Linked DNA regions of Homo sapiens: region 1 is linked to region 2. Evidence: chromatin loops called from intact Hi-C (ENCODE). Cell type or tissue: heart left ventricle. All regions are shown on one strand. Each heading gives the region's core, and the rest is flanking DNA. Links, peaks and the distances in the headings are about the cores only. Region 1 overlaps ATP10A (ATPase phospholipid transporting 10A (putative)). Region 2 has its middle 67 kb from the start of LINC02250.

Region 1 (5,376 bases), core at 85-5,084, 65 kb after region 2:
CAGGCCTTCCGCCGCATACACGTTGAGGTAATTCTGAGTTTTGCTCCGAATCTTTTTTTGATGCCTCCCTCTGGCGTCAACTAGGTTGGAGAATAAGCAGAAACATGGGTAAGAACTGGCGCCTGTGGAATGGTCTTCAGACACTCCGAGATTTACCCCACGTCTGTTCGTTACTTGCGAATAGAGCACAAATTTTCATATAGAATTCAAAGCAAAAATGAGCTGTTATGTTTTAAAAAAGAGTCTCATCAATATGTTTGACTGTTTTATTTTATTTTTTTATAGAGACAGGGTTTTGCCACGTTGCCCAGGCTGGTCACGAACTCCTGGACTCAAATCATCCACCCGCCTCGGCCTCCGAAAGTACTGGGATTACAGATGTGAGCCACTGCGCCCTGCTGATGTTTGGCTGTTTTTAACATCCTTTGTTGAAATAAGCTCATGAAAATAAAAACTACATCAAAAGTCATTTGGCATCCTTTTGCCCAGCCTATTAAATGGAGGCTCACGTTCTTCCTGTTAATGAAAATTCTTACTTAATGGGAAGTGCACTTTCTATCCTCAGAAGAGTAGGATCCTTACAAGTAGCATTGCCAGATACAACAAACGATGTCTAAATATGGCATAGGACATACTTTTACTTAAAAAAGGATTTGTTTGTCTGAAATTCAAGTTTAACTGGACATTCTATATATACAGTTTGTGAAATCTGGCAACACTACTGACCAGTCATGAGGCCCGTGGCCCAGGAAGGATTATCTACTAATCTAAGTCCACCACCTGAAAGAGGACCCGGTAAGAGACCCTTTTACATGCCTGACCGTGCTGCATTCTCCACAGGGGTGACAGAGCCCTCAAGGGAGTGATCACTGGTTCTTGGAGGTGGAAAAATCTTACTCTTTTCTAAACAAAGTCTAAGTACACATATAGAACATAAACAGATACACAGCATATCTATGTTATTAAAAGGCCAGGAGGGGACAATTGAAAAAGAAGTCAGAAAAGACTCTTTATGGAGTTGATAATGGGGAAGAAAAACAGTTGCCCTAGAATCCTTTGCTTTAGGTATTTACATTTCCCGAAAGGATGATGCTCAAACTCATCTTTGTATTCCTGGTATCGTGGTAACACTCTTAGAAGATGCAGATAACCTTTTCCCAGAATCAGATTGTTCCTCGAGCAAAGCCGTGCCTAACTGAGGGGTTTTGGAATTGAAATACTCTTGATAAAGCTGTCCCATTGTCCTGAGAGGTGACATGTGGCGTGCACTGGGACGTGCGGTGGTACCGGGTGTGACACTGAGATTAACCACTCTCCAAAACAAAATGAACCGAGCCCAGGGAGGGAGGATGGGCCACTCGGGACCCTGGGTGCCCCAGACGAGGAGACGGCCCCACAGGTGTCTGCTTCTCAGGTGGACAATGGGGTGTTTCTTTGCAGGGCCATCTGCACAGAGCCTAGTGACAGGGAGCACCTGGCCCTGCCAGGCAGAAGTGGCTGAGCCCGTTGTCCTCTCCTGCAGACATGGACACACACCTGTGCCCCTTCTGGCGAGATCTGCCCCTCGTTCTTGGGTGACTTTTCCCTTACATGTCCTGCCGCACCTACCACTGGGCAGTCACTGCGGAATACCGAGGCTGGGCTTTGGAGGGTGGGGCCCTTGTGGAGGCTGGAATCGGTCTACACTCTGATGGGGGGTAGGAGAGGATGGGAAGAACTCAAGCTCCAAGGAGACCATCACCGAGGAGCTGGGGGAACCTCCGAAGGAGAATGTACTGGGGAACAGAGTGTGGATCCCTAGAGGCATTCAGTCAGCCCTGCTCTTCTCCACTTGCTGAAGTGATGCTGGGGGTGGCTGATTTCGAGCTGAAGGCATGGCAATTTTCACACTGCATTTTAGGCAACGGTCATGCAATATTAGCCCCTTCTTTCTGATGTTCCACAGCCACCCAAGTCCTGTGTGTCTTGTCTCCCTATGGTGACAGGAGGAATTCTGTGCCTGGAACTCAGCTCCTCGGGTGAGGAGTGACACCACCTGAGGGAGTGGGACCAGTGCTGCCCGGCGCCCCCTGCTGGGCAGGGACAGTCGAGAGCTCTGTGCTGCAGGACGCTGAGGCTGCATCTGGGTCGGGGCAGGAGCAGGAGGCTAAGGGGCACAGCTCCAGGTGCAGTCTGCGAAGATGACTCCAGTGCCCACTGACCCCAGACACAGCAGGGCCGAGACAGCTGCACCTGACAGTGGGCTGCACCTGATGTTCCCACCAGGAGACAGCTGGCGAGTGGTGCTTGCAGACCCACAGAGAGGCCCTCAGAGGGATGAGGGTAGCCTCTCTTCATGATTTTACCACGTGCTTTAAAATTGCTCCAAGTGATATTTCCATTTCTTCTAAGCTTTACAAGCGATATTTCCCCAATAAGGAGTTATCTTATTAAAATGGCAAACTAACGTGCAGTCCCTGCTTGTACATGCATGTACTCATCATGCAAAAAACATATACTGATTACTGCATGGTATCAATGTGTGAGGCCCACGCTAGGCAGTGGGCTACGGCCATCTCTCTGTCCTTGCTCTGGGAGAAGGCAGAGTGGCCTGAGGTTTACACCTTAAAGACCACTCCAAGTAGCAACGCCACCAAAGCATAAGCAAGTGGATCTTAACAAGAAGGAGCCAGAGACTTGGGAAAGGTACCGAGTGGACGCTGGACATCAATGTAACAGCAGGCACTGAGCTAGGGGCTCATGTGGGGACTTCCCGTGAGAGGCAGGCACTGTGATTTCCTTTGTAGATGGGAAACTGAGGCACAGAGTGAGTGACTCGTCCAGGGTCATCCCAGCCGTAAGTGTAGACCTGGGATTTGAACAGAGATCTGTGAGAATGGGTTGGGGTGGAGTCCCTGCTTGTTGCCTGACACCACACCTGCCAGGGCAGGTGAGCCATGGCCCCATCCTGCTGATATCATACAGTCACATCCACTATCTGCTCAGCCAACTCGGGCCTCTTCTGGTGAAAGTGTTTCGAGCCCTCTGAAGAGGGCATCAGATTAAGTCTGGAGTGGGACACCTCTGTGCCCTCCTCAGTTTGTCACCTACACACAGGTAGTAAGTTGATTTACACAGGCAGAGCGATTCCCAGGCACAGTGAGCCCTCTGCAATGAGTCTGCACCTATCCACACCCCTCCACCGCTCCCCAAGTAAAAGGCGAATGATCTGTGCATAAGGGCAGGCGGTCACAGGTGGGTAACTTCGAGGGGACTCCAGGGCCCTCCTGTAGTCGTTCTCTTGGGAAACTGCTGGGGTCTCTGAACTTCCTGAACCTTAACCTGCCCAGTGTTGACACGTAGATCTTCCCTATCCAAAGCTGACTTCATGCACTGCTTGGAAATTCCCAGAGGAAGGCGGAGATCAACACAAGCCCTTGATTAACTTTTCCTATCAATGTCATGGTTTTGATAAGGTGAGAGTTGAGACAATGTCATTACCTGGCCCTTCCATGATGCCATGGATTTGAGGTTCTTTTTCTTATCTGCAGTTACCTGGTTATGGGAAGCTCCCTTCCTGAGACCCAGAGCAAAGCCACGCTGACGATGCCAGGTCTGAGAGGCTCCCCGGCCTGGGCAGGGGCTCCCCTACCCCGACTGTGAGTTTGATTTTGAGTCGGAGGAGAGCATTGTGGATTGTCTTGTAACCGGCATCAGGTGCCTTCCCAACTTGCAGACAAACGAGGAAATCCCTGGCTCACTCAGGGGCCTCTGGAGGCCAGGCCACCACTGTTCCTTTTGCCATGGCCCTCGGCACCTGCTAGTGAACAGGCAGGGGGGCCCTGCCTCTTGATAATGCTCTATCCACTCTGGGAAGGTACCAGAAAAGCAGGAGTAGGAGAGTGAGCAGGTCGTGACGCTAAATTCATTCAATTGAAAGGCATCCAGTTTTCTGGGTTATCCTTGGTAATTTTTTGGGGGGGACGGGGTGGAGTGTGAAATGTGGTCCTTCTTTTATGAAATAATGGCTGATGGTATTAGTGAGACTTAGTGACAGCAGTTCTTTTTGTGTGTGTTCTGCTTTTGAGGTTTTTACTCATGTAAAAAAATATGTTGCCAGCAAAGACAAGCCCGGCAAGTGCTGCGGCCTTCCTTGCACAGCTCACAGGGCTCCCTGCTCTACAGGACTGGACAGGCCTCGCCTGCCAGCGCTGGGCAGCCCCCACATGCCAGGGCCACTCCATGCCTTCCCCTTAGACATCACCCGTCATGCTGTGAAATCTGAAGCCCAGGACCCCTTATGTTGTCTTGAACCCAAGGCTGTGGAATAAGAGAGATTTTTTTTTGCTGTAGAATGAAATCACTCAGATAATTGCCCTATTTATGTTTTTCTTTTGTGTGGATGTAAACAAGAATCGATTTTCAGAAGAAGCTTCCTAGAACTCAAACTGTGTCCATGAATTGGATTCTTTGCTGACTCCAAGGCAGAGCCACTGCAGTGGGAGAAAGGGAAGATCTCGCCCCGCGGTGGTCATCATCATGGAAGGTCATCCAAACTCCTCTCAGAGACACATTTGCAGATTTAGCTCAGCTGCCTTTTGGAGGTCACAGCTCTGTGATGGGGACATGGATTTCCTGTATGAAGCTCTTCCTCCCATCCAATTCTCCATCATGAGTGGTCCTGGGCTTCTGTGCCAGGGGTCCTCTCCTGAGGCACTGAGATGCTGGCAAGAAAGGCCAGTGGGAGGTAAAGTACTCCCTAGCTCCAACTCGGAGCTCCAGAAGGGAGCAACCGGCTTATAGCATTTCCCAGCAGCTGCTGCCCAGAGGTACTTCCAAGGTGCAGCAAATAGGAAGCCCGTGGCAGGCAGTAGAGCCTCAGCAGGGCCCCTAGGCTCCTGCAGCATCCTCACCTCCACCCAGTTCAGTTCCCTGGAGGTGAGGCTGCACTCCTCCGTCCTCTGAGCACAGAGGGAGAGGTGGGTGGCCAGGTTCCCTTTATGAGGGGGGCTCGGCCCTTCCCCTCCCAAGTGCCAGAACAGAGGGCAGTGGGGGAGGCCAGCATCCCTTACTTCCTGGGCCCCCACTGTGGCCCAAGGCAGCCCCATAAACTGTGGCCTGGATCTCTCTGCTGCACCAGGTCCACAGGGCAGGAAGAACTTTCTAGAGCTACTAGTCTAGATTCTCAACCTTCATTGTTCAAATTTAAAACGTGACACTCTTCAAGTATCCTCTGACCCCCCAGTTCTTGGAGGTGGGGGTGTGCAGGCATGGAAGTCCCCTGAATACTTCCTAGTCCAAACCCTTCAAACAGGCAAACACTGATCTGAAGAAACCATGCAATTCTCCAATGGGCATTTCTGTTGGAAAAGGATTAATGAAAATCACTTTACTCAA
Region 2 (5,376 bases), core at 162-5,161:
AACAACACACACGGGGTCTTCTTTTTAAAAAACAGAACAATCAATACTTGCTATCAAAAAATAGAAGCTACACACTTAAATAAAAGATGTTGCCCATGGAGTCCCTAAAATTGTCCCGTGCGTCAGCGGCTGGGTGCACACCACACTCTGCGAAATGGTGATGCTAGGCCTCTGGCCCTTTCCTGGAATTCGCAGCCCCTCATGAGGAGCCCTTTGGAATGAGAGGAAAAATAAGCATGTGGACATGCCCTAGCCGAGGAGTGTTCTTTTAGTATCTGCCAATTGAGAAAATAGACAACGTACAAAGCTACTATTCAGAATGAATTCACCTTATGTTAATGAAATGGCCCTCTGCAGATGGCCTGGTGCACTAACCCTCCCTTCCATCTGCAGAGGGCCTGGTGCACTAACTAATTTGAAGCCACTTTGCAACTCTGTGGCTTCCTGGGGTCGGCAACTCACAGTTGGGAATTCCTGGTTTAGGGGAAAGAGCCAAGACCCCCTTTGTTCCATTGTGTGGACTTGAGCATTTTGCCTTCTAGCTGGTTTTAGGTTCCCCTGACTATGAAATAGGCATAAAAGCCCCTGCGTTTTTTTTTTTTAAACCTCACAGATGTTATTTTTGTGAAGACAATGGAAAACACTATTCTTCCACTCTGGGCAACATGGTGAAACCCCGTCTTTACCCAAAATACAAAAATTAGACAGGCATGGTGGAACTCACCTGTAGTCCCAGCTATTTGGGGGCGGGATGATGGGGAGGGCCGTTGAGGCAGGAGAATTGCTTCAGCCAGGGAGGCAGAGATTGCAGTGAGCTAAGATCATGCCACTGCACTCCAGCCTGGGTGACAGAGTGAGACTCTGTCTCAAAAAAGAAAAATAAAAAAAGGAAGAAAGAAGGAAAGAGAAAGAAAGAAAAAGAAAGAAAGAGGAAAAAGAAAGAAAGAAAGAGGAAAAAAGAAGAAAGAAAAAGAAAGGAAGAAAAAAGAAAGAAAGAGAAAGAAAGAAAGAAAGAAACTATTCTAAAGAGGAGAAAAATCATATTTCTAAATGCAAATTGTCAATATAACCCTTTCCATGAAATCTCAGAAGAAGCTAGGACTCCTGGGAGACAAAGAAGAAAGAAAATATGAATGGAAACATCATGGGAAGGCCAGTGATCAGTGATGGAGACACTGACCACAAGAGCCCCAGTGACTCAGCTCCTTAATAATCACCAGGCCCAGGAGCCCAGGAAGTTGAGACCACATGTGATGTGGAGGAAACTCGGCAGCATTGGGCTTAGGCGCCTGGCTCCGGGCACTGAAGGGAGGGCTGCAGAGATCATGGGGACAGGCCATTCCTCTTCTCCCAAGGACAGTCTGTGTTACTGCGGAAACGGGCCAGGGCTGCCCTTGAAGTCCTTGGAAATCACACCAGGAATGGCCTGACCACACTGGGCAGGAGGGAGAAGAAAAGGAAGCCCAGGGACTGGGCGGAGAGGGAGAGAGCCTGCCGCAAGGGCTTCAGGGCAGGAGGGGGCTTCTCATTCCCCGCTCAGCTCCTGGAACAAAGGAAAGCCCCGCCCTGCCGCCCTCACTCAGTCCCGTGTTCTATTTAAATCCTGTGCCCCATTGCAAGACTGCATTCAGTCTGCATGAGCCTTAGTTTCATAAAAGCCCCCTCACACCGAGGGGACAATGTTCAGAACTAAATGACTGCAGGTGAGCAATTCTCTGTATTATACAAACTGGGACCAAAGATGACTTTATAATAGTGGCAAGAGACAATCAGGCAGACTGGGAGGACCTTATAAATAGATTATAAGGCTGTGGTGAGTTTATTTTAACTTAAAAAAAAAACCTTCTTTTCTGGTATACCATAGTGAAAATGTAACAGTGTCTGGATGATCTATTGCAAAAAAAATTATCCTTTGTTTCTTGATTTTTTTTCTTTTTAATTCAAAAGCCCCAAATTTCTGAGTTTCCATGTTGAGGATAAAACTCCTTTTAGAAAAATTCTAAACTTGGAAAATAGTGAGGCCCTGATTAAAATGGCAGCTCATTTGGAAAAAACCAGAAAACAGCCCATTTGCTTTCCTGATGTCATCATCACCAGCAAGCATTTCTTGAGCTTTGGTTTGATACACAGACTGGGCCCAATAGAGCCGCTGGGCATGGAGGTGAGGCCGGTCCTCTGCATCCCTGAAGAAGGCAGTCTGTATATGCACAACTGTGCAGGCAGCACACTGAGGACACATTGGATCCTTTGGGATGTCTTCTGGGCTTTCCACTTAGAGTCAAACAAAAAGGCAGCAGGAGTACAGAGAGCTGGCTAGTCCCTTCCCCTATGTGAGGACCCAGTGAGAAAGTGCTGTCTATGGACCAGACGATGGGCCCTCACCAGACAGCAAACCTGCTGTGCCTTGATCTTGGACTTCCCAACATTCAGAATGGTGAGAAATACATTTCTGCTCTTTATAAGCCACTGAGTTTATGGTATTTTGTTATAGCAAATGGACTAAGATAATGACTTAACACTGGAACAAGCTGGCAAACGTGTGGTATGCACATGTGTGTGTGCGCTTATGTGTCCATGTGCATGTATGTGTGTTTATGTGTATCTGTGTGTGTGCACACATGTGTGTGCATATGCGCTTGTGTTTTGAGATGGAGTTTCGGTCTTGTTGCCCAGGCTGGAGTGCAGTGGCGGGATCTTGGCTCACTGCAACCTCAGCCTCCTGGGTTCAAGCGATTCTCCTGCCTCAGCCCCCCAAGTAGCTGGGATTACAGGCGTCCACCACCACGCACAGCTAATTTTTTGTATTTTTAGTGGAGACAAGGTTTCACCATGTTGGCCAGGCACAGCCCAACTCTTGACTATCCCAGTGTCTGCTTGGCTGTCTTGCGGGATTCCAGGGTCCTGTGAGGTGCTTTGTGCAAAGGGCTTCCACAACCAAGTACGAGCAGATGTTCCTGTGATGAGGGAGTCAGAAGGTTGCAGTTGGACTTTGCTGATAGAATCTCCATTCCTGGAAATGTTTTTCAGAACAACAACAAAAAAATAATCTGATTAAAAGATGGCCAAAGGACTTGAACAGGCATTTCTCCAAAGAAGACATACAAATGGCCGACAGGTATATGAAAACGTGCTCAACATCAGTGATCACCAAAAGGAAATGCAAACCTAAACCACAATGAGATATTACCTCTCAGTCGTTAGAATGGACAGTATCAAAAAAGTGGAAAACATATTGGTGAGGATGTGAAGAAATTAGAACACTTGTATACTGTTGGTGGTCGTGTACAATGCTGCCGCCACTATGGAAAATAGTATGGAGGTTCCTCAAAAAATTATGAATAGATTTACTATATGATCCAGCAATGCCACTTCTGGGTATATATCCAAAGGAAATGAGAGCAGGATCTGGAAGAGATATTTGCATACCCTTGTTCACTGCAGCATTAGGTGTAATAATAAAGAGGTAGAAGCAACCCAAGTGTCTACGGAAGAATAAGTGGATCAACAAGATGTGGTCTAGCCATAAACAGAATATTTATTCAGCCTGTAAAAAGAAGGAAATCCTGTCGCATGCTACAACATGGATACACTTTAAAGACATTATATTAAGTGAAATAAGTAAGTAACAGAAAAAGACAAATATTGTGTGATTCCACTTACGTGAGTTATCCAAATTAGTCTAATTGGGCCAGGCACGGTGGCTCATGCCTATAATCCCAGCACTTTGGGATGCCGAGGCAGGAGGATCACTTGAAGCCAGAAGTTTGAGACCAGCCTGGTTAACATAGTGAGACCCCATCTCTAAAAATAAAAATTTTTAAAAAGATTAAAAAGTAGTCTAACTCATAGAGACAGAAAGTCGAATGGTGGTTGTCAGGCACTGGGAGAAGGGAAAAATGGGGTGTTGTTCAACAGCTATAGTTTTGGTTTTGCAAAATAAAAAGGTTCCAGAGATCTGTTATACAACAATGTGAATATAGTTAACATTACTAAACTATACACTTAAAGATTGGTTGAGATGGCATATTTTGTGTTTTCTTTTTTACCACAATTAAGTTTTTTAAAATTTAAATGTACAATATGGTCTAAATCAGACATAATATTTTGGCTATATTTTAATTCGTAACAACAGAATTAGATCCCTAAATCTTAAATTTAGCTGGATAAAAAAATTGGATTCCCTAATTTTAAGAAAACTTAGGAGCGGAAAATTTAAATCTGGGAAATTTTATCCACTAATTTTATTTTGTTCTGCTTAATTTGAGGGAGGAAAAAGACTATTACCCATTGTAGTGGCAGATATTTTGTTCTAGTTCTAAGAAACCAGCTGAGAGCCGAGATTGGGAAGTCTTGATTTAGGGCAGGAATTCTCAACTTGCTGGGGCCCGCCCCAGCTGTCTGTGGGGAACCTAGGCACACAGGCATTTTTAAACATCCTGGTAATTCTGACTGGCACTCAAGATTGAGAATCGCTGATTTCCAGGAGCAGCATCTGCTCGTACTTGGTTGTGGAAGCCCTTTGCACAAAGCACCTCACAGGACCCTGGAGTCCTGCAAGACAGCCAAGCAGACACTGGGATAGTCAAGAGTTGGGCTGTGCCCAGCCAACATGGTGAAACCTTGTCTCTACCAAAAATACAAAAATCTAGCTGGGCGTGGTGGCGGGCACCTGTAATCCCAGCTACTCGGGGGGCTGAGGCAGGAGAATCGCTTGAACCCAGGAGGCCGAGGTTGCAGTGAGCCAAGATCGTGCCACTGCACTCCGGTGAGGGCAACAAGAGCAGAACTCCATCTCAAAACAAACAAACAAACAAAGAGTTGGGCTGTGGAAAGAATGCAGGAGAAGAGGAGCAAGAAAAGAATGCCTGCCTCCACAAACATAACACACGGCTCTTCCAGGTATGGCATGGGGCCAGGTAAGGCGGAAGAGAAGCTCACATTACCCAGGTGAGAGGAGACCTGTGGACAGAGAGGGGAAAGAGAAGAGCACCCCCCTGTCCTGGTTCCCTGCGGCAATGTCACCCTCACAAAGGATGGGTTGACTCTGAACCTATTTTGTCCCCAAATAGGTGCTCTCTCACAGTGGTTTTTGTTGTTGTTGTTGCTGTTGTTGCTTCTTTTAGTTTAAATTCTGGAACTGTACAGAAAAATTCAGTAATTCTTAAAATGCCCATGAATTTGTCACCTTTATAACATTTTCACAAGGCCTCATTCTAAGTGGTTCTAACAAATTCAACACCAGGTACGGAATCATTACCGTAGCCTATACACATACACATTCTATTCCTTCCACAACGGAGTGTGAAATCTTCAATCATGATCATTCGCACAGCAGCTCCAGGTCTCCCCTCGAGGCCCCTGGAGGAAGGAGGCACA

What was found. A loop is a pair of places that touch in the nucleus more often than their neighbours do. Peaks named below come from ENCODE experiments on the same cell type or tissue, not always from the same donor. Only the 100,000 strongest peaks of a DNase experiment are listed, where the experiment ranks them.
Region 1: a loop joins it to region 2, with 4 times the contacts of the local background. A loop is called at or near these places in 5 of 110 quality-filtered maps.

The regions. Positions count from the first base shown.
Region 1 is chr15:25,708,221-25,713,596 of GRCh38, forward strand. It overlaps ATP10A (ATPase phospholipid transporting 10A (putative)), which reads right to left. Exons shown (of 21, transcript NM_024490.4): 11 at 1-80. Among named protein-coding and RNA genes, the nearest start is that of LINC02250, 130 kb to the left of the region's middle. In heart left ventricle, for the core only: a CTCF peak has its summit at 2,065 (motif pointing left); a DNase peak (open chromatin) is centred at 2,081.
Region 2 is chr15:25,642,884-25,648,259 of GRCh38, forward strand. No RefSeq gene overlaps it. Among named protein-coding and RNA genes, the nearest start is that of LINC02250, 67 kb to the left of the region's middle. RefSeq lists an enhancer at 1-944. In heart left ventricle, for the core only: no CTCF peak of the experiment used is centred there; no DNase peak of the experiment used is centred there; H3K27ac peaks cover 462 bases.